7 separate regions of the Homo sapiens genome follow, and regions 2, 3, 4, 5, 6 and 7 are each linked to region 1. A link is a contact called in ENCODE Hi-C data. All regions are on one chromosome and are shown on one strand. Each heading gives the region's core, a stretch centred on a gene start or an enhancer-like site at or near the end of the contact. The rest is flanking DNA. Distances are from core to core; before and after follow the strand shown.

Region 1 (3,091 bases), core at 212-2,711:
AACTGTTGGTTGTTGCTGCTGACTTGAAACCGATCCCCCAGTCATCCCTGCAGCTGCATTAGGAACACTGCTAACAGCAGCAGAGGAAGAAATAGTACCATTGCCCATGCCACTCAAGATATTCACATTAACACCACTGGTAACTCCAGGCCCAACACTCACACCAGCAGCACTAGGAATATTGCTTGTACTTATATTAACATTACCAAGCATGCTGCTTGTCACATTAGGATTAAAACTACCCACAGCAGTAATGTTAACATTATTTACTGTACTAGTGCCAGTAACAGAATTTATACCTATTCCACCTGTAGTACTTGGAGCACGCATATTAGTCATTACAGATGCAGGTGAACCACTGGATGATACAGCAGAAGTTGGTGCAACTGGTGTGATACTGTCAGAGCTTCCAGTTGTAGAGAGTTTTCTAGATACTGGGCTTGAGGGTGGCCCACCAGTAATGGATGCACTGGCCACAGCAACATGAGATGGATGGTGGTGACCATGTTGGAGGTGGTGCCCATGATGAATCTGATGGTGGTGATGGAGGTGGTGTGGATGAGCATTCCCATTGATCACAACATTCTGTTGTGGAAGGTGAGGCAAATGAGGCTGAGGAAGGTGGGGCTGGTTGGGAGAGACTGCCCCAGGTGTCTCGGCTTCCTGGAAGTTATTTAGGGTCTCTTCTGAGGAGCTGCGTTCGGGCTCCCCTAAGTCAGTAGCCCTGGAAAGTGACACATCAAGGATCTCCGAAGAAGAGAGATCTTCCGTGTGAGATTCATCCAGATCATCATAGCTCTCAGTGTCCTCTGCTATACTGTTGTTAGAGCTGATACTAGCGGAGATCTGAGCAGGAGTAACGCTAGTTATCTGGAAGCCACTTTTCTTTTTCATTTGAGTTCCGCCTGGCGCAAGAGGCTGTGCCTGCAGCTGAGCCTGCGAAAGGAGGTTCAGGCTTTGTGGAGGCGGAGGCTGTGGTCCCGACGTAGAAGATGCTGCAGGGGGCGGCGGCTGAAGCAGCGACGGAGGCGGAAAATCCTCGGAAGATGTGGCATTACTACCGACGCCGGTACCTGCTGCATTGAGAGCAGAGGCGCTGCCACTACCGCTGCCCCTTCGAGGGAACATTGCCGGGTGCGCCATCTTCCTAGCGCTAATGTCTGCAGCGGCGGCGGCCGCGGCGGTGGACTCAGGCGGCTGGTGCATTGTGTTGGGTACCGGGGGCGCGGAGGAGACGAGTGCAATTTCCTTCTGCACCGTAATCTTTGTATTGGAGACGCCGGAGAGGAAAACGGGACCTGACGCTCCGCCTGGCGCGATTCCTCCTTCTCCTCCTCCTCAGCCAAAGGCGCCGGTCGCTCCTGCCTTCGAGAGCGAGCTTCGGAAAGGAGGATGAACGAGGGTGAACAGGGCGGCCGGGGACCCGAAGGGGGGATCCCTTCAGTCCTTCGCCATTCACTTTCCCCTCTAGCCTCACACCCCCCTTTATATTCTGCTTCACGTGGGGTGCGGGGCAGGAGGGAGGGGGAGAGCGCAGGAAGGGGAGGAAAAGCGAGAAATGCCCACCTTCTCCGGCCAACTCCGAAGCCGCCTCAGCCCCCTCCTCCCGCCGCGTCGGCGGCCGCTGCAAAGCCCTCCCGGCCGCTCTGCACGGAGGCAGCGCCAAGCAAATGTCGCCTTCCCCTCGCCACCCCCGGGGCCGCCGCCGCCGCCAGCGAGCCCCGAGCTCAGTGTCGCTCAAACCTCCCCTCCCGGCCCCGCTCGGCCCTCCCCCCGCGCCCCGCAGACCCTTTCAAACCCCCTGGGCTCGCGGCGGCTGCTCGGTGAGGAAACGCTGGCCGCGGCTGGGGCCGGGGCGACGCGGCTGCGAGCGGGGCGGCGGCGAGGCGCCCGGTACGGTGAGCCCAGCAACGAGGCGCGGGCGGGCGCGCAGAGACGCCGGGTCCTCGCGGAGCACGGCCGGGGCGCGGCGGCGGCGGTGGCAGCGGGAGCCCAGGGACCGCTCCATCACTGGCAGCCATGGAGCCCGAGCATTTTCCTCCCTCAGGGCAGGCGCCTCGACTCGGCACACGTCCTCGGGGAGGAAGGGGCCGGCACCCGAGCCTCTCCGGAGGGCGGCGGGACGTGCGCTAGGGCGGAGGGTGCGACCCTCTCTTATCCTCTTCCTCCGCAGCCGGCTCTTCCTCACCCCGCTGCTCCCGCGACCGGGCGGGAGAGGGCCGCAGGCGGCGGCGGCTCCTTTCTCCGCGGCGTTGGTGGCCAGACGGGCTGGTGCAGCGACTGCAGCCGACGCCGTTCAAAGGAACGAGGTGGGGTTGGTCGGTGTCGGCAAACGGGGCGGGGGAGTGAGTGGGTGCCGAGGGAGGGTGTCGGGCGGGGAGGGGGCTGTGGTGGTTGTTACTAGTGCTCTTCTTCGGCTCCCCCGGCTCCACCGTATCCCCCAGTCTCTCGCGGCATCGGGAGGGGAGGGACCAGCGCGGAGCGCAGGAGGAGGAGGGGCGACCGCCGGCGAGAGGAGGCGGTGGTGGCTGGGGGGAGGGGGCAGGCGGAGGAGGAGGAGGGAAGATGGCGTCTGCGCATGCGCCTCGGCGCCGCAGACATAAAGCCGGGTCTGGCGGGGCAGGAGGCGGCGGGTCTTCGGGCCTAGGCGAGCGCCAGGTCTCCCGACGGAAATTACCGAAGGCTGGCAGAGGCGCCGAAGCCGGGAGTGGTGGAGCCGGAGGGGATAGTGGGGGTGGGGAATTCCGGCCGAAGGAGCGAATCCGGGTCGGACTGCGTGATTCGGCCCGGTGGGGGCGGGCAGGGTGCGCGCCTGCCGCGCGCCCAGGTTAGGTGTGTCCGCTCTTTTCACACTCGCGGCCGGCGCGCGCGGGCACGCGGCAGAGGAGGGGGCGCGGCGCGGAAGGGCCGGCGGAGGCGGCGGGAGCGCCGGCGCTTGGTGTGCGCGCCTTGGGTGGTGTCCCCCGCCTGCGGAATGGGTAATGAGGCTTTTCTCCGCAGCAACAGCATCACGAGTTTCAGTTCCCAGGAGCCCGCCGCCGCGGCTGCTGCCGCTGCCACGACATGAGTCAGGCTTTCTTCCCTGGCGCGT
Region 2 (3,512 bases), core at 715-3,214, 7.0 Mb after region 1:
CAGAGCCCTGCAACTCAATCACACCACCTAGACCATTACTACTCTTCGGCTAACTTAATTCTGGGATTGTTCAGTGGAGGTTATCACATAACGACTATTGATGAAAAGAATTAAACTTTGTAAAATATTTTAAGAGATTTATTCTGAGCCAAATATGAGTGACCGTGGCCCGTGACATAGCCCTTAGGAGGTCCTGAGAACATGTGCCCAAGGTGGTCGGGGTACAGCTGAGTTTTATATATCTTAAGAAGGCATGAGACATCAATCAAATACATTTAAGAAATACATTGGTTTGGTTCAGAAAAGTGGGACCACTTAAAGCGGGGGCTTCAAGGCTATAGGTAAATTTAAACGTTTTTTGGTTGACAATTGGTTGAGTTTATCTGAAGACCTGGGATCAACGGAAAGGAATGTTCAGGTTAAGGTAAAGGATTGTGGAGACCAGGTTTTATTGTGCAGAGGAATCTTTTAGATAGCAGCCTTTAGAGACAGCAGGTTGTAAAATGTTCCTTACCAGACCTAAAACGGTGCCTGGCTCTTAGTTGGTTATCTCCTGGGTGTAGGAAGGAAGGAAGGAAAACAAAGGGGAAAGGGGATATAGAATGTGGATTTTTCCCACAAGAGACTTTGCAGGGCAATTTTAAGGCATGGCAAGGAAATATAATTTGGGGTAAAACATTTTGATTTTCTTCCTTGTTACGCCAGAGTCAGACTGGAAAGTAAGTCATGACCTACATGGTCAAAACCCATCTGATGAGAATTTATGGTTTTTGTAGGCCATGACTCCCCAGACCCCTTAGATAGGAATTTGGGCAAGATAAAAAAGCAGAGCTTAGTCTTCACGATCAACCCCACATGCCAGGCCTTCTGGTAGGCACCTAACATTCAGTCAGTAACTACAGTAACTCTGTCCGTTGTGTCTGGAGCAAGCTAAAAAGGCTGGATTGCTGGGGAAATGGAAAGAAGCCAGCACTAGGGGCCTGGGTTCAAGTCTGGAGGGAAGGAGGGGTTGTTTAGCCCTAACTTTGCACTAAAGTAACCTTGGCTGTGTAATTTAGCCATCTAAGAAAACGAGGGGATAGACACCCCATATGTTCTCTGAGCTCCCTTGAAGATGTCTGTATGAAAGATTCTCTCCTTTTCATGTCCCTTCCGTGCCACTATTCCGAGCATCAGTCTGACCCTAGGAGTGGTGACGTCCTACTCAGCTGGGGGCTGCCCCTCAGTTCCCATAGAGGCAAGTCTGGGTCCTGACTTGGCCAATGGCCCTGGAGGCCGCTGAGCTCCTCAGGCCCATAGCGCAGAAAGTGGGCGATAGGTCATTCCAGGACAAGGGGGCGGAGGCTCCAAGAAACTACGACTCCCAGGAGGCCACTGGGTTCCCTCCGGCAGCCTGGGCCTGGTGCATGTTGGGAGCAGTAAGCGGCCTCCCGCCGCGCTTCATTGTTAAGACCGCTAGGCCAGGTAGCCCGCGCGCATGCCAAGTCACGTCCCAACGAGTTGGGCGGCTTTCCTTCCTGCAGGCCTCTTCTCTTTCCGGTCTTGCTGAGGCGCTCCTTTCCCCGCCCCACCTCCGCCCTCTTTTCAGGGAATTTCGAAGGGGCGTGGCGTCTGGCAAGCGCGTCCCCAGGGGTGTGTATACGCGCGTTCACGGGAGGTTAAAGAGGGAGGAGCCTAACCCTTGGGTGTGTAAGGCAGAGAGAAGACCGCGAGGAACGGAAAGCGCATGCGTCCTAGTGGTGCTGCAGCGCCCGGGGAGTCGCGGAGGGGAGGGGTGAAAATGGGCTTGCGGGACTGACGCACGCGCATTGGGATACCAGATCCCCGCCTCCTGCTCCAGGTTTCCCCTCCTCCTTCACCACCCTCCCGGAAGTGGAGCCGCCCTCGCGCCCACCAGCGGCTACCCCCTGCGGCAGGCCCCGCCCACACAGGCTCCGCCCCCCGGCGCTCCGCCCCCTCCTCTTGTAGTGGCGCCGGCTTGCATCCCAGGTCGTGGCGGTTTTGGTGCCTGAAGCAGGGAGCGCGGAGTCGTTCCCGAGAGAGGCGGCCAGGCTATGCTCGCCGGTTTCCGGCGTTCCGCTCCGGCCAGCCAGAGTCTCTGTCTCAACCTGTGTCCGTGCTCCAGCAGTCTCCTCAGCCCGGCCCCGCGGCGCGGTTGGCGGCGGCGCCCCAGGCGCGCCCCCTCCTCCGATGGCGGCGGAGATCCAGCCCAAGCCTCTGACCCGCAAGCCGATCCTGCTGCAGCGGATGGAGGGGTCCCAGGAGGTGGTGAATATGGCCGTGATCGTGCCCAAAGAGGAGGGCGTCATCAGCGTCTCCGAGGACAGGTATGGACTACTGCCATTCGGCCGCGAGGAGGGGCGGGACGGGCCGACGGCCCTCGAGCCCGCGTCAGGGGCTGTGCCTTCACGTCGGCGCGAGTGTAGACTTGCTCCCCCAAGTTTTATTGTAATGCGCATCCTGGTGGTGCCGGTGTTCAGCTGCGCGCCGCCTCCGCTGTGTGGCTCCGGGAAGCGGAGCCGGGACGGCGGCGAGCGCTCCGGCTTCACCCCGGGCTGGGTAGTGCCTGCGGGAGCCGGGTGGCCCTCGGGCTAACGGTGCGCTGGAGGGACTTTGGTCCATCCCTGAGGACAGGAGGGAAAGAGGGGAGGAGCCGCCCGGCTTTGCAGGTGTGTGCTTGGGGAACGATGCCCTGAGCCGCCTCTGCAAGATAACCAAGGGGTTTGGGGTACTCTCGTACAGCTCCCAGGGTTTCAAACGGAGAAAGCAAATGCCACTCCTTCTTCCCAGACATTCCTACTGAATCCAGATAACCCAGACATCTTAGGCTGAATTCAGTGAATATTCTAAGTTGTACCAAGAGTAAGTTTAGGCTTCTGCGTGGTGCCTTCTTTCCTTTCCCCTCCTTATCTCTTGGAGCTCGAGGAGAAGCGCGTAGAACTTGTAACGGATCACTGCTGCAAATAGCTCTTGAGTTCCTTCCCTTTGCCTGTTTCCTTTATTTTTGCTTAATTTTGCTTAATATGCAGAAGTGGAACTAGTTGTTCTGCCTTCAAATACTCTCTCTGTTTTGCGTTTTCGCTTTAACTGAATTTCCTTGAATATGCAGGAATAAAGCTGATGAAGCTAATTTCTAGAGTAATGTTGCTTGAAGATAGTATTATGATAATTTATCTGAAATTGTTTCTTTGGTAAAATCTATATAAGCATTCTTACAAAAGAACACTGTAGAGGTACATAACACGGGGATTTTACAGTAAGTAGGTTTTCTTAATATAAGTTCAAATCATGCAGAGGTAAAGTATCCTTTCTTGGTGACTCAAAATTGAGAGGCTGAGCAACAAAGTGCTCATTGCTGTCTTTATAGTCATTTCCGCACTTAGCATAGTGTGTGGCCTCAACAATTGAGCTCGATAGGTTTGTTCATGTCTTAGGTTCTTCAGTATAACTAGGATGAGTATATTAATGACATGTTCTTGTCTACATCATGCTCAATACAAATGGCGCCTGAT
Region 3 (3,145 bases), core at 1-2,500, 7.4 Mb after region 1:
GCCAAGACATCCCTGGAGCTGGGGTCTGGCTCGGCCTTCCCTGCGCACCCCCTGGGGGCGAGTAAGCGCCGAACGCGGGGAGGAAAATCCTCCTGGTGGGAGTGAGCACGCTGCGCGGACGCGGGGGAACAAAACTCACTTTCCGACTGGCCCCTTCTCTGGCTGTGATCTGTCTCTCCTGCTCAGGCATCGTCCCGCACGGACACCGAATTCTTCTCTGATCTGGCTCAGAGCAAAAGGTCACCTGGTCGGTGGAGGAGAGCGGGGTGTTAAAGTCCCGGGAGAGGAGGCGCAGAGTGTGAGGGCATCGGCGCGGCTCGGCTCTAAAGCAAACAGGGGTCCGGGAACCGCCCCTTCATTTGGGACCGGGGAAGCCGCAGCCCTCTTCACACGGATGATTCAAAGTTGCGCGCCGCCGTCCTCCCGACCTGGGGGCACGGGGATGAGAGCGTGAGGGGAGAGTGGGCCTCGGACCCTCGCCCACTCCCCAGGTGGCTGGGAGTGCCCACCCTGGAACTGCCGGCCCCGCCGGTGCCACAGTGTTCTCTGCCGTGCCAGTGCCACAATGTCCTCTGCCGTGCCGGCGCCGCAGGGCGGAGGCCTGTCCTCCTCCGCGGTCTCGGCCACCTCGCGCTGGTGCGCTCCGACACTGTACTGGGATCTCACGCGTGTGCGGGAGCGGGAGGGCAGGTGAGCTGCGCAGAGCCGGGCCGCAGACTCAGCTCCCAGGGCTCACCCACCGCCTGCGGGGAAGGTGCCCGGCGGCGCCGCGTCGGGTCCGCTCTGCGCTGCCCCCTCCTCGGACTCTGCGCCTGGCTGCCGGACGCCGTGGGTCCCAAAGGAAGCAACCGCGGCAAGAGTGAACTCCGCACCTGGAAAATCGATCCGCTGTGCGCAAAGGCCAGCCAATGGCCTCCAACGGGCGGCGGGCTTTGGGCCGGGAACGGGGGCGCAGGCGCCCAGGCGGGGGCTTCTAGTGGGGGAGGTGGCCGAGGGAGGGAGCGACGGCTGTCAATCACAGGCCACGCCCTCCTCAGCCCAACCCCCCACTGCTGTCCCGCCCACGGGGGCGGGAGCCGTGTGCGCCACGCCGAACACTAGTCTACGCCTCGGCATATTCTATTGGCTGGAAGGCCGTGGGAAGCGGCTACCAGTAACCAATAGTAACGCACAATTGGCCCGTGGGGGCGGGGCGAGCACGGCTTGCTTTCTCAGGAGCCAATAGGGAAAAGGAAAGTGAAGCGTTTCCTGAGTTCGGGGGTCGGCGGAAGATGGCGGCCGGCGAAAGGAGCTGGTGCCTGTGCAAGTTGTTGAGGTGAGCAGCCGGTCGTGTGGGCTCACAGACGTTTTCTCTTCTGTAGGGGTACTTGCCCGTCCAGTGTAGCTAAATTTTGCGGGCAAATGGCCTTCCTTGTCATGAATCTAAGGTAATTTCTCAGGCCAATGAGCAGTCTTTCTTTTTCTTGGGGGTCTTCTATATAGACTGGAATAGACTAGGTCTTAAAGACTCAATTTACCGCGTTTTCTTCTGCTTCACTGTTGGCCGAGGGGTCGAGTTCCCTTCCCTGCTTCAGCTTTTTTTTTCCCTTTCACACTCCAGTTAGTCTGTCATAAATTATTCATATTCATTCCTTATTTTTCTTTACGATTGAGCCACGAGACATTTTCCAATCTATCATGTCTCTTTTCGGTAAAGAAGAAACCGGATCTTCCTTCTCATCTTAGTTTCTACTCTTAAACTCACCAAAACTGCCATTGTTAACACGTCACTTAAATATAAAGCTTATGTTGAATCCTCTGCTTTTTGATAATCTGTTACTTTAATTTTTATGATGTAAGAAGTTACATAAAATATTATTTTATTTGTATTACGTGTATATGCTGTTTCTTCTAGAAAAATTAGAAAATAGATAAGTAAAAGGAAAAAACCCCAGGAATGCTACCATCCGGAGATAGCCACTGTTAACATTTTGGTGAAAAAACTCCCAGGCTTTTTTCCACCTTTGTTGTTGTAGTACTACTGTATTTTAAATGCCTTGCCCTCCACTAATAAAACAGAAGGCCTAGTATATTCTACCTACCTAGTTTTTTTACCACCTACATATTTTTGTTCAGGCTGAAAATTTATAATTAACACCATAGCTTCCTGAATAGCAGTATATACCTAATTCTTTCAAAAGTTCAGGCATTTCTTCTTCGTTTTTGTCCACTCTACTTCAAATTCTGTAATCATTACTTTAAACATTTTGAATGAGAAAGTCTGTTATCAGAGCCTTTTGGTTCTTCCCTGTCATACGTAATATTCCTCAGTGCTTTACATTATAATGTTTAAATAAACTCACTAACCAGACTTAAAGGACAGGTTTAACTTTAGTTATTATGCAGCTTTTAAGTTAAATGTTTAATAGTTCAGTTTGAAAAGCTTGTCACATGAATTTTCCCACCTAAATTATTTGAAGGAATTGCCAGAAAAACCTTTACATTATATGGGTCAGCTGCATTTTAAATAAGCTTTTGAAAGAGTGTCCTGAGAAAGCAAACTGTCCTCTGTAGTGTTGCTTTTATGAATTCATATATTCCAAATGTTAAATAAATGATAAATCTTACCACTTTTGTCAGACTCTGTTCATCCTTTAAGGCAGTGGTTCTCAAATTGTGCTCCATGGACCATGCAGGTCCCAAGGCCCTTCAATGGATCCTCAACAAATCTGTTTTTATAATAACATTAATGTAATATTTGCCTATTTTACTATGTTGATAAGTGCAAAAGTGATAGCGGATAAAACTAAGTGATAGTGGATTTTAATTAACAGTGTGAAAAGGTCATTGATAGGGTTTCAGAGTCTGTATTGCAACTGACATTAAGAAACTGCATAACTTGTCAAATGTGGTCTAGCATCAGAGAAGAATATCTGTAACTAGCTGAAAAGTTAAATATATTTTAAACATAAGATCAATATATATTAAAATATACTCCCTTTTCCTACTACATGTCTAAGTTAGCCTGAATTTTCTTCATATACTTCAACAAAAACAACATATCACTAGATTGAATGCAGAAACAGAAAGGAGGAGCCACTATCTGGTTTCACGTTAAGCCAGACATTAAAAAGATTTGCAAAAAGTGTAAATCATTGGCACCCTT
Region 4 (3,162 bases), core at 15-2,514, 7.8 Mb before region 1:
TCCGCATACAGATACAATAGACATAAATAACCTTAAAAGCACAGATAATGATAAAACATAATAAAATAATTAGAAAATGAAGAGTTTTGAGATTTGTACCCTTTGTTTTTAATATAATCTTATTGTAAGTTTATGTAGTAAGACTTTTAATAATAGCAGTGTTTAATTTTTCTGCTAATTATATTCCTGAAATTTTAGCAACCAGTTACCATCAGTTGGCGCTAGCACACCACCGACTGCAGGCTTTACTGATGAGGAAACTGAGGCTCGGAGAGGCTGTCACGAACTTGCTGTAGTCACACAGGAAGTACTACCTAGGTTGCTCTAATTCCAAACCTTCTCCCTTCCATATGCCTCTCTTTAAAACATAACTGATCTACCTATATGTCAGCACCCAAACATCTTAGTGTGAATGGATTTATAGTTTGTTGAATAAAGTCATTGCTTTCCGGTAGGTGGGATGGGAAATCTGACTAGGCGAAAGAATAGGATGAAGGGAAAAAGAACATCTACTTAACAGTTCAGGATACGGCAGGATATTTTCTCTCCTGGGATTTGGGCAAGCCAAGATTTAACAACCAGCAATTGCCCAGCAACTGATAGAACTGGTAGAACATTCATTGTTTTTTTAAACGTTTGCCATTCAGTATTCCTTTTCACACATTTTCACTGTGTTAAACGAAAACGTTAAGACTTATCTCAGCAGCCACAGCAAAGAGCAAGTACTAACAATCAAGTGAGTTTCCAGGAGAAAAAAAACAAAGTTATCCCTCAATGCAAATACAACTCGGCCAAAGGTGTGGCCCATCCCTCTCCGCTCCACTATTTTCAAATAAGCCACCTCTGCCTTCATGGACTGCGAGCTAGTGACTCTAGGCTGTGACACCACTGCATCCCAGCTTCAAATCTCCCCTTGCAGGCAGTTTGTGGGGGAAATAATAAAATTAGCATCCTAACACTACAAGTCGTGAGACCGCTCAGGAACAATCCTAATTTGCATACTGGAACTCCTGTAGAAGATACTTTGAACCGCTTTAGATACAATAGGATCAGGTAAAACGGCGCTGCCTTGCCAGCCACTGCAGGTTTTCACCTGACACAGCCCCCAGACCCTGTCTACGAATCCCCCAGCTGGCCGAAGGGGCCGCGGCCGCACATGCGCAGTCAGTCCCGTTGGTTGTGCGCTCAGCCCCGCCCCCAGAGGCGCCGCGCTCCCTGACAGCCCGCGGGCGTACACACGCTGACGCGCAGGCTGCGGTCGCGCAGGCGCAGTCGGGGCGCCTTCCCGGTATAGGCGCCTTTTACCCCAGCGTGTCCTGAGTCTTTGGTTCGCGAAGTGCCGTTAGGCCAAGCAGGTGCTAAAAGCCCGGGGTCGTGGACCCCGGCCAGGTCTTAGCAGCATGGAGGCGCAGGGTGTAGCGGAGGGCGCGGGGCCGGGCGCCGCCAGCGGCGTGCCCCACCCCGCGGCCCTAGCCCCGGCTGCGGCTCCCACCTTGGCGCCAGCCTCGGTGGCGGCCGCGGCCTCTCAATTCACCCTGCTAGTGATGCAACCCTGTGCTGGGCAGGACGAGGCTGCGGCCCCCGGGGGCAGCGTTGGGGCGGGCAAGCCCGTTAGGTACCTGTGCGAAGGGGCCGGGGATGGCGAAGAGGAGGCTGGGGAGGACGAGGCGGACCTGTTAGACACTTCGGACCCTCCGGGGGGAGGCGAGAGCGCGGCTAGTTTGGAGGATCTAGAGGACGAGGAGACTCACTCGGGGGGCGAGGGCAGCAGCGGGGGCGCCCGGAGGCGGGGCAGCGGTGGGGGCAGCATGAGCAAGACCTGCACCTACGAAGGCTGCAGCGAGACCACGAGCCAGGTGGCCAAGCAGCGCAAACCGTGGATGTGCAAGAAACACCGCAACAAGATGTACAAGGACAAGTATAAAAAGAAGAAGAGCGACCAGGCCCTGAACTGCGGTGGGACTGCCTCGACTGGCAGCGCGGGAAACGTCAAACTCGAGGTATCAGACTTAGCTGAGGCCTGGGGATGGGAGGTGGAAGAAGAAACCCGATCTTAACGCAAACCGCATCTGCAGGGCCTGCCTCCCCACTTCCAAATGGGCCGGTTTGCAGTGACTGGGTTAGTGGTTGAGAATTAGAGTGTTTGCCCTAAATTAAAGTTTATACCAACATGTGCAAAGCAATAACAGTTCTGTTGAACTCATGATAGGTGCAGAAATTTCAGTAAAAATAATGTGACATCGGCAGAGCTGTCATAGATCTGGGATATGGCTGGAAGGACATAGAGTAAATGATCGGTCTGGTTCATCGCTAAAGGAGACTTAGGAACCTAGATGAAGTTGGTACTTCTGAGAAAGTCATCTCTTTCTGTTTTCACTACTCTATTCTCAGTATCCAGTTCTCAGTACCCAGTTCTCAGTACCTCTATTTGTAATACTCCTGTATTTAGTACTTTGTTTTTAGTGTCCTGTTCTGTTAACCCTCTTCCTAGTACCGTATTTTTAGTACTGCTATACTCAGTTGCCTGTCTGTAGTACCCCTGTACGTAGTACTCTTTTCTTACAACTCTGTTCCCAGTACCCCTATGTTTAGTCCCTTGTTCTCATGTTCTCACTACCCCAATACTTAATATACTTTGTTCTCAGTATCCTTGTTGTTAGTACCCTGTTCTCACTACCCCTTTTCTTAGTACCCCTGAGGGGGGAAAAAAAGGATGATAATGGGGTATAAGTCTCAAAAAACTTTTGGATTGTTTGATTTGAACTGAGTCAAAGGTAAAACCAGTGTTCTGGAGTTCGACTTCTGGGTGCAAATCCCTGTTGCATCATTTACTGGCCTTGTGGCTTGAATAGGTTATTAAACTCTGTAAAATGGGCATTAAAATCGTGTGTCATTCATAGTGTTGCTGTGAATATGTGAGCCATTCCATATTGAGGGTTCACACAGTGTCCAGCAACTGGCTAAAGTTTGCAAACCTTACCCATTATTATTGTCATTGTTAGTGGTATACTTTGAGGCTGTCACAAATAAGCAGATATTTCTTCTTGTGAGAGCTATATAATCCCTTAGTGTAGAGAAAAATTTAATTTTGTTACAAGTGATCCAAGCCAGGTATGGTGGCAAGTGCCTGTATACCCAGCTGTACTTGGGAGGGTGAAGTGG
Region 5 (3,402 bases), core at 271-2,770, 5.5 Mb before region 1:
AAGCCGGCTTTGGAACCGAGGGCTTTACAAATGTAATTCCCACGACACCGTGCTGAGTCTCAAATTTGGCGTTAACGTAACTTAATTTCTATTTGTACTGGAAACGTATCAAGATATAAACTCCTCCATTACACGTGAAAATTCAAACCAATTTGGCAATCCTAGGACCCTTATTCTGCACAATCTCCATACAGTACCTCAAAGAGAGTCTAAAACACGAGAATTCATCTCATAAAATAATTCATGGAATCGGTCTAATTACCTTTCTAATTTCATCCAGCACCATTTCAAAGGACTTTTTATCCATCTTGACTACTATCCCGACGTGGTTTTAACAGTTATACTTGCAATTAAAAGACGTTCATCCCTGGTCTGCTCCGCCGATAGTAAAAAATATTTATAGCTGAGGAGGAAAAAGACTCCACGAGCAAGAGAGGATGCGAAGAGGTAGAGAGTATTGCAAACTTCGCAAAAAAAATTTCTAAAAATTGAGATTCAGAAAAACTCTTTTTATTAAAAAGAAAAAACACTCCAGTCAGGCTTCCCCAGCTTATTCACACAATGGTTCAGGGCACCTCGGGCAAGAGCCAGGTCCTCTGAGTTTTGCAGAAAAACCCGGGCTCGGCGGCAGGTTTGAGTGCGGTTTCCCTGCAGCTGAGGGCCAGGTGCCGCCAGAGGTAGCTCTTGAAGGCGCTTTCCCAGGTGGAGCGGCCGGCAGAGTAGAAACACCTGCGCTCAGAGTCCACGGGCGGCGGGGAGGGAGGCGCCGGTCTCTCGACCCGCACCTGCGCCTCGGCCGCCGGCCGCGACCCTCACCGCCGCGAACCCGGACGCATGGTCCGGCTCGCGCTCATCCCCAGCCGCTCCGCCCGACTCCTGGATACCTCGGCCCCGGCAGCAGGCGGCCCGGCAGGCTCTTTGTTACCAGCTGCTGCAGCTTCCGGGAGCGGGCCGGCGGCTGGGGAGCACCAGGAGCCGGGCGAAGAGGGGCACGGCCTCGCATAGGGGGACTCCGGAAAAACGCAGCCCCAACAGCGCCAGACGCCCTGCCTGGTTACCCCTACAGCCCCCACCAGCTCATGGGGACCTACAATAAAGCCAGTCGCGCCCAAGTAAACTCAACACTGCGCCGCCAGCTTGGGCCCCTCTTTCCTGAAAGCCAGAGGTGGGGTCCTGGTGTGGGAATATAGGCATCCATAGCGGATGCCTGGATGGTAGGAATAGGATGTGGCAAAAATCCTTCCCGAAGCCTAGCGGTCATTATTTTGAATGTCATCCCCACCATACCTCGTGTCTGAGTGTGCGATGTTTTGATTTTGCCCTCTGGATTAAAAAGAATAAATGGCGAGCGATTAAGGCATATCTACGGGCGCCCATACTTTGGTGGCCACTGAAAGTCAGCGGCGCGGACTGCCCTGAGGGCGGGAAAGGGTGGTCACTGGGTCAGCCCGAAGCACCTGACATGAGGGCGGGGACCCCGAAATGCACACGAAGTCCGGAACTGGTCTTCTGTGATTTTCATTCGCCCTGGTCTCTGTTCCCTTTCGTACTCAAAGCTCGTGCATCCAGGGAGGGGAAACCGGAGATAGGGTCTTCGGGCCCCGGGCAGACCCTCTGTGCCGCTGCAAACCGTTGCAGCCTGAGGCTGTCAGGTCCTCCCCCAGACACCTGCGGACCCTCCCTCTCCTGGCTTCCCGTCTGGTCATGGCGAGATTCTGGGTCTGCGTAGCCGGTGCTGGCTTCTTTCTTGCATTTTTGGTTTTGCATTCGCGTTTTTGTGGCTCTCCAGTGAGTTGGGTAGTGAGGAAATGACTGTCGGGTGTGCGGGTAGCCCTGTTGGGAGGCGTCGCCACGGTCGTGGCATGGAGGTGGCAGGCCCTGGTTCCCTCAGTAGCTTGTCTCAAAGCCTGCACCTGGGTCCAAACTGCCTTGACCCTTTGAGTTTAAAAATTTGTGTATGTTACATCGCCATTTTCCTCTTTCCCAACTCTTACTACATCCTCAAATAATTTGCAGACTTGTATTGTGGTCGTGTTGGTCTTTAGGCATCTAAGCTCATTTCTTTGGAATTATTTCAGTCCAGCAAACTTCTAGTTGTCAAGGCATGCTTAAAAATAAGCCCTGTTACCCGGCCCCCCCGCCCTTTTTTTGTTCTTACCTAGACGGTAAACTAAATCTGAATTGTCTGATTTTGTTTAAGGTTTTGAGGAACTTTACTTTTGCAGTTTCCTGGAGAACTGAGAAAATTCTTTACCGGCTGGATGTGGGTTGGCCTAAGCACCCAGAATATTTTACCGGAACAACATTTTGTGTTGCAGTTGACTCCCTCAATGGATTGGTTTACATAGGTCAAGTAAGTAAATAGAGATTTAAAAAAATTATGAACACAAAGGAAGTAACAGCCTTCCTGTCTTGCTGTAGTAACTGACCATATGCGTTTATATCATGCTAATTGTGCAATTTATTTTTGAGTTGGTCTCAAGTATTTTGGTTTCGAATGTGAAAGATATGTTAGATTTTGAAAGTGGTTTTTGTAGTAAAATTCTCAGTTATTTTTTTTCTTCGCCAAGATACAGATTACCTTTCCTTTAAGCTGATCCTAAGAAGTTATTTTTTGTATACCTTCAGAGAGGGGATAACATCCCAAAGATATTAGTGTTCACAGAGGATGGATATTTCCTACGAGCCTGGAATTATACAGTTGACACACCTCATGGTATATTTGCAGCCAGTACTCTATATGAACAATCCGTCTGGATCACGGATGTAGGAAGTGGTATGTATAGTAATATCTATTAAATTATCTTACTGGAAATCACATCTTTGCACATGTCCTTGTTTGTATTGTTTAAAATCAGAGTTGCTGAATCTAATTGTAATTTCTTTAACGATTCATGAAATCACATGTTTTTAACAAACTTTATTTTGTACTTCTGTGGAATTAAGAAATTTAACAAGGGCTGGACGCCGTGGCTCACGCCTGTAATCCCAGCACTTTGGGAGGCCGAGGCGGGCGGATCACGAGGTCAGGAGATCGAGACGATCCTGGCCAACACGGTGAAACCCCCGTCTCCACTAAAAATACAAAAAAAAAAAAAAAAAATCAGCCAGGCGTGGTGGCGGGCGCCTTTAGTCGCAGCTACTGGGGAGGCTGAGGCAGGAGAATGGCGTGAACCCGGGAGGCGGAGCTTGCAGTGAGCCGAGATCGCGCCACTGCACTCCAGCCTGGGTGACACAGCGACACTCTGTCTCAAAAAAAAAAAAAAAAAGAAAGAAATTTGACAAGGAGCCTGTTAATATGATCTTTCCTTGAACTTGTCTAGGGTCTTTTCCTCTTTAAAGCATCAGTTGCTCTTCTCAGATTAAATAACTCTAAACTGAAGCCAAATAAAGTGGCAGTCT
Region 6 (3,257 bases), core at 134-2,633, 7.9 Mb after region 1:
ACCATATGTAACTTTTCATATATTACTTCTTTTACTTAGCATAATGTTTTGGAGGTTTTTGAGTCACTTATTAACGCTGTATTTTGTTCTCACTTAATAGAAATCCCTGGTTGCCCCACCTGTCTGATGAAACTTTAGTAAATAATCAACAATAATGACAGACGTATTTAAACAGCAAGTTATATCTTAAGGATGGTGATGGACAATGTTAAACTAAAACTGGGACATTTCATCAAGTAAAAAACTACACAAAATCTCAAACCAAATTCCTCATTAGCAAGACGCTACCATAAGATGTCTGAAGAAAAAAGCAGGCAGAAGTGGGAAAAACTGACCACAGCCGAGGGCCAGCTGTGGAGGCCCTCAGACCTGGGAAGGGTAAACGGGGAAATCACATCCTCCCGTCTGTGTGCCCGGAGCACCTAAAACCTGGCTGAAAGAGTCCAGTCCAGCCTTACTGCAGTGATCAGGCAAGAAATGTAAACCCAGTGCTTGAAACCAGGCAGGTGCAGTCCAGACTCGCCCTCACTTCCCCACTGCCACTCTTAAAACCTTCTAGCCCTGACTTGTTTCGTTCTGTCATGTGGATTGAGTGTTTGTGTGGGTTTTATGAAGGTGGTATTTTTAGATGAGAAAAACGAAGATTATGGCGGCACACTTAACCACACAAACACAAAACGTCTGTAACAAATGCTATTTTATCTTCAAAGGAGAATTATATATAACCTTGAGGAGGGGATGAGGTTTATCTTCATTTTTTTCTGTTTCTCCTCCTCTCCTCCCTTTTTTGCATTTGATAATTGCTTAGAATAAAGGTATGGAAAGTAGATCCCAATTTCAGTTCCCCTTCACACGCTGTGCAAACGTGGACAAACAACCTCTGAACCTGTCACCTCTCAGTGGAAAAAGTGGTGATAACGTCCCACCTCAGAATTGATGCTCAAAATGAAGCAGTATTTGTGAAACGAAAATACACACGCTCGTGGTACGCCAGATCGGTGTTTACGTCCTCGTCAGTGAACGCGTCGATGTTTAATAAGAAGGGCAGCCAATCAACACTTTTCTTGTCTTTTTCTCGTCTGCCTTCCTCCAAGGACTGTGAGGGTCTCAAGATGTGTCCCATCTCGGTTGTTTGTCAACCTAGTCCTGCTATGTCGTGGGGACTGAGCAGGCCGACTCCTCCCCCATCGCACGTCCAGGATGAAGAGCGCTGTTTAGGTTTGAAACCTGCAGACTCAGTCCCAACCGAACTGGGCAGACACCAGACCGGCCCCGGCAACTGCAGTCCAGGCTCCGCCTCCCTACGCCCATTGGCTTATTCAATTCACGCAGGAACCAATGGGCGGAGACGGCAGCCGCGCCGTCTGACGGCTTAGCCGCGGTGCAGACTGCGGCGGCGGTGGTCTGAGGAAGTTCTATCTTGGCGCTAAAGCGGAGACGCATCCCCCGACCCGAGGCTACGATGAGCACACCGGCCGTGCCCCAGGACCTGCAGCTGCCCCCGAGTCAGAGGGCGCAGTCCGCATTCAAAGGTGAAGGCCGCGGTGGCGGTGGCGGTGGCGGTGGCGGTGGCGGTGGCGGGCGCGGGCCCGGCGGTCGGGGCTCGGGGCCGCGCTGGCGCGCTTCACCTCTCCCCCGCTCTGTGAGATCCCTGAACGCGGCGTCGGCCTCGCCCTGCCTCATTCTTGGCCTTGTGGAACGGATCATAAAAACAGGAACCGCTGCGTGGTGTTACTGTGCGGTCGCTGCTGGCTGGGATGGGCCCTCCTAAGAAGGAATCCGTTAGGCGAGGGGAAACGCGCGGGCCTCAGGCCGGGGTCGGTGTCGGAGACCCTGGGTCCGCTTGGGGGCGGGGCTGCACAGGTTCAGGGACCGACTGCGCCTGCGCTGGGTCCTCCGCCTCTTAGGTCCCTAGCGAATTTCTGCAGGGCTGGGGTCGCATCATGTGTTATTTCCAATTTCACAGCTTCTCCTTCGACTTTATGGAAACCGAGGGTTGGTTGGGTCTTCAAAACTAATATTGTTATTCCCTTATTCTACACACGGGAAAGCAGAAGAAAGTAATTCTCATCTAACCCAGTTCTGGTAAATTAGAACTTTCGAGTCTAGTGCCTCACTTCTACCATTTAGTTTCTTAAAGCTTGGCTAGCAGGAGCTGTATGTAGAAAATGATGTTCTCCAGATTTTTCACAGGGAGTAGAGAATGTGATTCTTATGCAGAGGGGTTTTGGGGACCTGTTGTGGTAACAGTCTCTTCTAAGGTGATTTCTCAAAGGCAATATTGAATTGGAGAATTTTCTGTTATATAGATGTGACCTCAGGTGGAACCAGCTTTGGAAGTAAACTCTTCATTTAGTCAACAAGATTTATTTGCCGTTATCGATGTTTTAACTAATATTGACTTGTAGCTCTTACCTTTGTTATCTAGAGCAAAGAAGACAAAAACTCAAGGAACATCTGTTGAGAAGAAAAACGCTTTTTGCATACAAGCAGGAAAATGAGATGTTATCCAGGTAAGGTCAAGTTTATTTCTTTTCACTTCTGTAAAATTGTATCAGATCTGTCCAATGAAAATGTAAAGTAAGCCATATCTGTAATTTTAAATTTTCTAGTAGCCACATTTAGAAAAACTGCTTACATATTATTTTACGTCTTTTTGTGGTACAACGTCTTTAAAATCTGGTGTCTATTTTACAGTTACAGGACATTTCCATTTGGTCTATCCACATTTCAAGCACTCAGTAGCCACATTGGCTAGTGGCTACTTTATTGGATGGTGCAGCATTAGATCATCGTTTTATTAATTTTTTTTTTTTTGAGACAGAGTCTCACTCTGTTGCCAGGTTGGAGTGCAGTAGCGTGATCTTGGCTCACTGCAGCCTCCACCTTCTGGGTTCAAGTGAATCTCCTGCCTCAGCTTCCCAAATACCTGGGACTGACTACAGGCAAGTGCCACCATTCCCTGCTAATTTTTGTATTTTAAACAGAGACCGGGTTTCACTATGTTGGCCGGGCTGGTCTTGGACTCCTGACCTTGAGATCCGCCCACCTCAGCCTCTGAAAGTGCTGTGATTACAAGGATGAGCCACCGCGCCCGGCCTAGATTATCGTTTTCTACGTAAATTAATTCACAGTCTAAGAGAAAAAAACAATTATAAAGCAAAGTATGTGCATAGACTAGATTATCAACTTACTGTTTACACCACACAAAGGTCAGTCTTTCTATTATTTAGCAAAGCTTTTTACTCAGTGTATGG
Region 7 (3,100 bases), core at 344-2,843, 7.2 Mb after region 1:
AACTGCCCCAGGGAATTATTAGGTTCAGCAAAGTTTAGGAAACAGTGATTAGATCCTCCTGCCTTAGGAGCCCAATATAGGGAGGCTTTATAAAAATCCTTGTGCCAAGAGAAACGTTGTAAACTCTAACTCCGCGCTCTCACACTGAAGTCAAAACAAGGTTGTTGTTTTTCTCTCCTATTCACTAAATCCACAACAGCAGGAAAACCCATCTAACTTTGCCAACTGCCTTCCCCTCCCCTCCCTTCCCCCACCAATCTGTGGTGGATTGGGCCCCTTGGCCTCACTTCTACCTTCCCTCAAGGTGGGGAAATCAGAGCGAAAGAGTCCTGGGAGAAATTTTTACAGTCTGCTTTCCTTGGGGCCCACCCCTGGTTGGAAACTGACTTAAGCTTTCATGCTGTGTAATGTGGAAAGATCCAGCAATTAATGGTCATTGCCAGAGGACACCCCTTTGAAAGAAAGAGGCTGCCACTGTATTCCCCTAAAAACTGTGGGACAGGGCTCACGACTACACTCCCCACCATTCTCTGCAGCAGGGGCTCCTGAGACAGAGCTGAACCTTCTCCAAAACGATGTGGGGTGAAGAGCAGGGAGTTGCAACTCCTACCTCCCCTAGGAGTGCTGGCCAGGTTGCCGTGGGAACTGATAAAGCCCCAGTGCAGGGAGAAGCCTCTCAGAGGTGAGAATCACCTGGGGCATTTGGATGAAATGCCAGTCCAGGCCCCTGTGCAGATCCACTAAATCAGAATCTGTAGGGATGGGGCCTGAAAACTGGGTACTTTTAATTCTCGCCCAGTGATTCTGATGTGCAGACAGGGTTGAGAACCAGCGGTTAGCCTAATCAATTCTAAGAGAAAACCTCCATCTCTCCTCCGTCACAGGAACCTGTCACCTCTTAAAACCACAATGAGGTGGAGAGCCAACTAGGGCACACTGAGCGTGGTCACGGGGCGACGAAACCACCACGCACCGTTCCCCAGAAGCACACACTGGCTGGAAAGTTCCAGCTGGAGCCAAAGGTCGCAGTCCAGGTGCTGCATCTTTTTAAAGGAAACACACCCAAAGGCACTAGGACAGAGCCTTAGCTAGCGATTTAGATCCAGCCCTATCTGACGCCGCCAGCAGCACCACGAAGACACTTCCACGAGCACACCCAGCGGGGCGCCGAGGTGCCGCCCAAGAGGCTCCTTGGCGCCGGGGCCGCCTGACGTCAGTGGGACGGCCCTGGGCTTGGGCGCGCCACAGCCCCGCCCCTCGGGCGCCAGTCTCGGTCGCGGGCATTGAGCGGCTGGAGTCTGGCGACTGCCCCACGCCCAGCCGTGGGTCGCTAGACGGCGGGCGCACCCGTCGTTCTGGACACGCTTAGTCGGCCCAGCGAGAGGGCGAAGGAGCCGCGGGCGCGTCCCCGCCAACCCTGCTCGCCCGCGCCGAGGCGGGCCACGTGACAGCCCGGGGCCCCGCGCCCCGCCGCGCCGCCTTACTTGGTGTACTCGCGCAGCCCCTTGGCGAACCACACGACGCTGCGGTACAGGGACATGCCGGGAGCGCCCCACGCCTAGCCCCACCGCGCTCCCGGCGCGGCCTCCGCCCTGGTCCCGCCCCCCGGGAGTCGCCCGCCCTGACATCATCCCGGTTATGTAAGAGCCGCGGCTTCCGGTTCCTTGCTCCACCGGTAAGGCAAGGGGTCTCGGGGCCGGCCGGTCGACTCCGCCCCAGCCTCAGAGGGTGGAGTGAGGGCGGACCGGCCCTGGTGGGGGCCGCAGTCGAGGTCCGCAGTCTCCTCGGGGTCGAAATCGGGCATCAGCGCCGTTTAGAGAACACCGTCCTGCTGGGCATGGCCGGGATGCGAAGATGGCCCTGCAACGCACCTCCTAGAATTTGGTTACCTAGAAAACCATGTGGAATAAAACGACGAGGCTTATGATATTTAAAAGACTTCTGCATCGAATTGGTGTTATCATAAGGGTTATTTTAATAACTGGCATTCTCTAAGTTTCTACACGTGTTGGGGGATGCAGTGCCGTGCCACATTTCCCGTCTCCAGCAAGCGCAGTCAGATTGGCGACATCGCAGGCAAGAGGCAGGGCTGGGGCTCCCACCCGAGAAGTAATTGTCTCCAAAGTTGGACTTTTGCCACTGGTTCTGCGACTTCATGCAATGCCAGGGAGAGCCCCTTGATTTCCCCCAAATCCTCATCAGCCTCTTTCCACCCAAGCCCAGATGAACAGTGTGAGTAAAAAAGAGTGTGGTTGCTGCGTGAACCCAGATCTCAGACTAGTCATCCAGCCCCATTATGTAGGACTCAGACACCCCTGTCCACATCTAACCTCCAGCCCTAACGCCACATTAGAAATGGGGGTCTTACTGCTGCTGTCACTCCTAGTCACCCTGTTAAATTCTATACCGGTTTACCCAAGTCGCCCAGAGACTGGGCCCCACTTACATAAGCTGAAGAGACCAGCTGCTTTAATAGCCTCATTACCTAGGATATAGGATCACTGTCCAACCTCACTCCACAGTGGGCAAGTTTTTACTTCAGAATAACTTTTGAAATAAATTTCCCCGGAACAGCTCGCCCCTCTCAACAGGACTCTGAGGCTCCACTACGTTGCTGTTATTCCTGACAGAGTGATGAAAGGAAATTTAAACAAGTGGCATTTTGTAAAACCACCCCAGCCTGTGTGACTTTCAATGCCTGTCCGATTTGGCTGGGAAAATATTTTAGATCCCCAGGGCTACATACTGTTTTTTATACCCTCCTCTTTGTGTCAGTGATGGAAAAGGTGTCAATCTGCTCTGAATCTCTCTGAACACCTCAGGAAATAGGCTTTTGGCTCGCAGAGAGGGGATGAGAAATAGTTTTGAACCACCAAGTCTCTTGGAGGGTGTCAGCAGCCCCTTGAAGTAAAAGTGTGGCTGCAAACCCAGCTCTCTGCATTAGCCAGGTGAACCTGAGCATGCTGCATACACCCTCAGTCTTGGTTTCTTAATATGTAAAATGGGAATGAATATGCGCACCTCGTGGGGTGGTTGTGATTAAAGGCATTCATTATAAAGAGCTTAGTTTCATACAAAGTGATCAGAAGTGTTGGTTTCC

Evidence for each region. Hi-C counts contacts between places; a loop is a spot of excess contacts on that map. Pooled maps may share reads with other maps.
Region 2: a map of CD8-positive, alpha-beta T cell shows a loop between it and region 1 (14-fold over the local background). The contact joins the promoter of WDFY2 here to the promoter of TSC22D1 in region 1. A Hi-C loop is called at or near these places in 3 of 168 maps with a recorded cell type or tissue (CD4-positive, alpha-beta memory T cell, CD8-positive, alpha-beta T cell and naive thymus-derived CD4-positive, alpha-beta T cell) and 7 of 50 pooled maps.
Region 3: a map of naive thymus-derived CD4-positive, alpha-beta T cell shows a loop between it and region 1 (18-fold over the local background). The contact joins the promoter of ALG11 here to the promoter of TSC22D1 in region 1. A Hi-C loop is called at or near these places in 2 of 168 maps with a recorded cell type or tissue (CD4-positive, alpha-beta memory T cell and naive thymus-derived CD4-positive, alpha-beta T cell) and 3 of 50 pooled maps.
Region 4: a loop to region 1 is called in a pooled map, with 7 times the contacts of the local background. The contact joins the promoter of RFXAP here to the promoter of TSC22D1 in region 1. A Hi-C loop is called at or near these places in 4 of 50 pooled maps.
Region 5: a loop to region 1 is called in a map of CD8-positive, alpha-beta T cell, with 7 times the contacts of the local background. The contact joins the promoter of NHLRC3 here to the promoter of TSC22D1 in region 1. A Hi-C loop is called at or near these places in 2 of 168 maps with a recorded cell type or tissue (CD8-positive, alpha-beta T cell and naive thymus-derived CD4-positive, alpha-beta T cell) and 8 of 50 pooled maps.
Region 6: a pooled map shows a loop between it and region 1 (8-fold over the local background). The contact joins the promoter of CKAP2 here to the promoter of TSC22D1 in region 1. A Hi-C loop is called at or near these places in 3 of 50 pooled maps.
Region 7: a map of CD8-positive, alpha-beta T cell shows a loop between it and region 1 (8-fold over the local background). The contact joins the promoter of DHRS12 here to the promoter of TSC22D1 in region 1. A Hi-C loop is called at or near these places in 2 of 168 maps with a recorded cell type or tissue (CD8-positive, alpha-beta T cell and naive thymus-derived CD4-positive, alpha-beta T cell) and 3 of 50 pooled maps.

The regions. Positions count from the first base shown.
Region 1 is chr13:44,574,869-44,577,959 of GRCh38, forward strand. It overlaps TSC22D1 (TSC22 domain family member 1), which reads right to left and starts at 1,462. Exons shown (of 3, transcript NM_183422.4): 1 at 1-1,462. The coding sequence starts at 1,206. It overlaps TSC22D1-AS1 (TSC22D1 antisense RNA 1), which reads left to right and starts at 1,028. Exons shown (of 3, transcript NR_038381.1): 1 at 1,028-1,402; 2 at 2,174-2,309. RefSeq lists an enhancer at 935-1,174 and silencers at 1,495-2,204, 2,215-2,454, 2,725-2,924.
Region 2 is chr13:51,582,498-51,586,009 of GRCh38, forward strand. WDFY2 (WD repeat and FYVE domain containing 2) reads left to right here and starts at 1,965. Exons shown (of 12, transcript NM_052950.4): 1 at 1,965-2,327. The coding sequence starts at 2,191. RefSeq lists enhancers at 1,217-1,737, 1,396-1,675 and a silencer at 1,816-2,185.
Region 3 is chr13:52,011,148-52,014,292 of GRCh38, forward strand. ALG11 (ALG11 alpha-1,2-mannosyltransferase) reads left to right here and starts at 1,251. Exons shown (of 4, transcript NM_001004127.3): 1 at 1,251-1,315. The coding sequence starts at 1,272. It overlaps ATP7B (ATPase copper transporting beta), which reads right to left and starts at 303. Exons shown (of 21, transcript NM_000053.4): 1 at 140-303. The coding sequence starts at 190. RefSeq lists silencers at 510-849, 900-1,009, 1,020-1,119 and enhancers at 1,240-1,369, 1,420-1,509.
Region 4 is chr13:36,817,958-36,821,119 of GRCh38, forward strand. RFXAP (regulatory factor X associated protein) reads left to right here and starts at 1,265. Exons shown (of 3, transcript NM_000538.4): 1 at 1,265-2,000. The coding sequence starts at 1,401. It overlaps LOC124903158 (a long non-coding RNA gene), which reads right to left and starts at 1,114. Exons shown (of 2, transcript XR_007063760.1): 1 at 210-1,114. RefSeq lists a silencer at 1,183-1,552 and enhancers at 1,783-1,832, 1,843-2,072.
Region 5 is chr13:39,036,936-39,040,337 of GRCh38, forward strand. It overlaps NHLRC3 (NHL repeat containing 3), which reads left to right and starts at 1,521. Exons shown (of 7, transcript NM_001012754.4): 1 at 1,521-1,788; 2 at 2,201-2,353; 3 at 2,629-2,776. The coding sequence starts at 1,705. PROSER1 (proline and serine rich 1) reads right to left here and starts at 1,154. Exons shown (of 13, transcript NM_025138.5): 1 at 263-1,154. The coding sequence starts at 307. RefSeq lists a silencer at 635-864.
Region 6 is chr13:52,454,095-52,457,351 of GRCh38, forward strand. It overlaps CKAP2 (cytoskeleton associated protein 2), which reads left to right and starts at 1,384. Exons shown (of 9, transcript NM_018204.5): 1 at 1,384-1,532; 2 at 2,429-2,513. The coding sequence starts at 1,463. It overlaps CKAP2-DT (CKAP2 divergent transcript), which reads right to left and starts at 1,252. Exons shown (of 1, transcript NR_185890.1): 1 at 681-1,252. RefSeq lists enhancers at 535-714, 1,005-1,084.
Region 7 is chr13:51,802,570-51,805,669 of GRCh38, forward strand. It overlaps DHRS12 (dehydrogenase/reductase 12), which reads right to left and starts at 1,594. Exons shown (of 9, transcript NM_001377533.1): 1 at 1,485-1,594. It overlaps LOC107984561 (a long non-coding RNA gene), which reads left to right and starts at 1,267. Exons shown (of 2, transcript XR_007063805.1): 1 at 1,267-2,232. RefSeq lists a silencer at 1,155-1,794 and an enhancer at 2,345-2,474.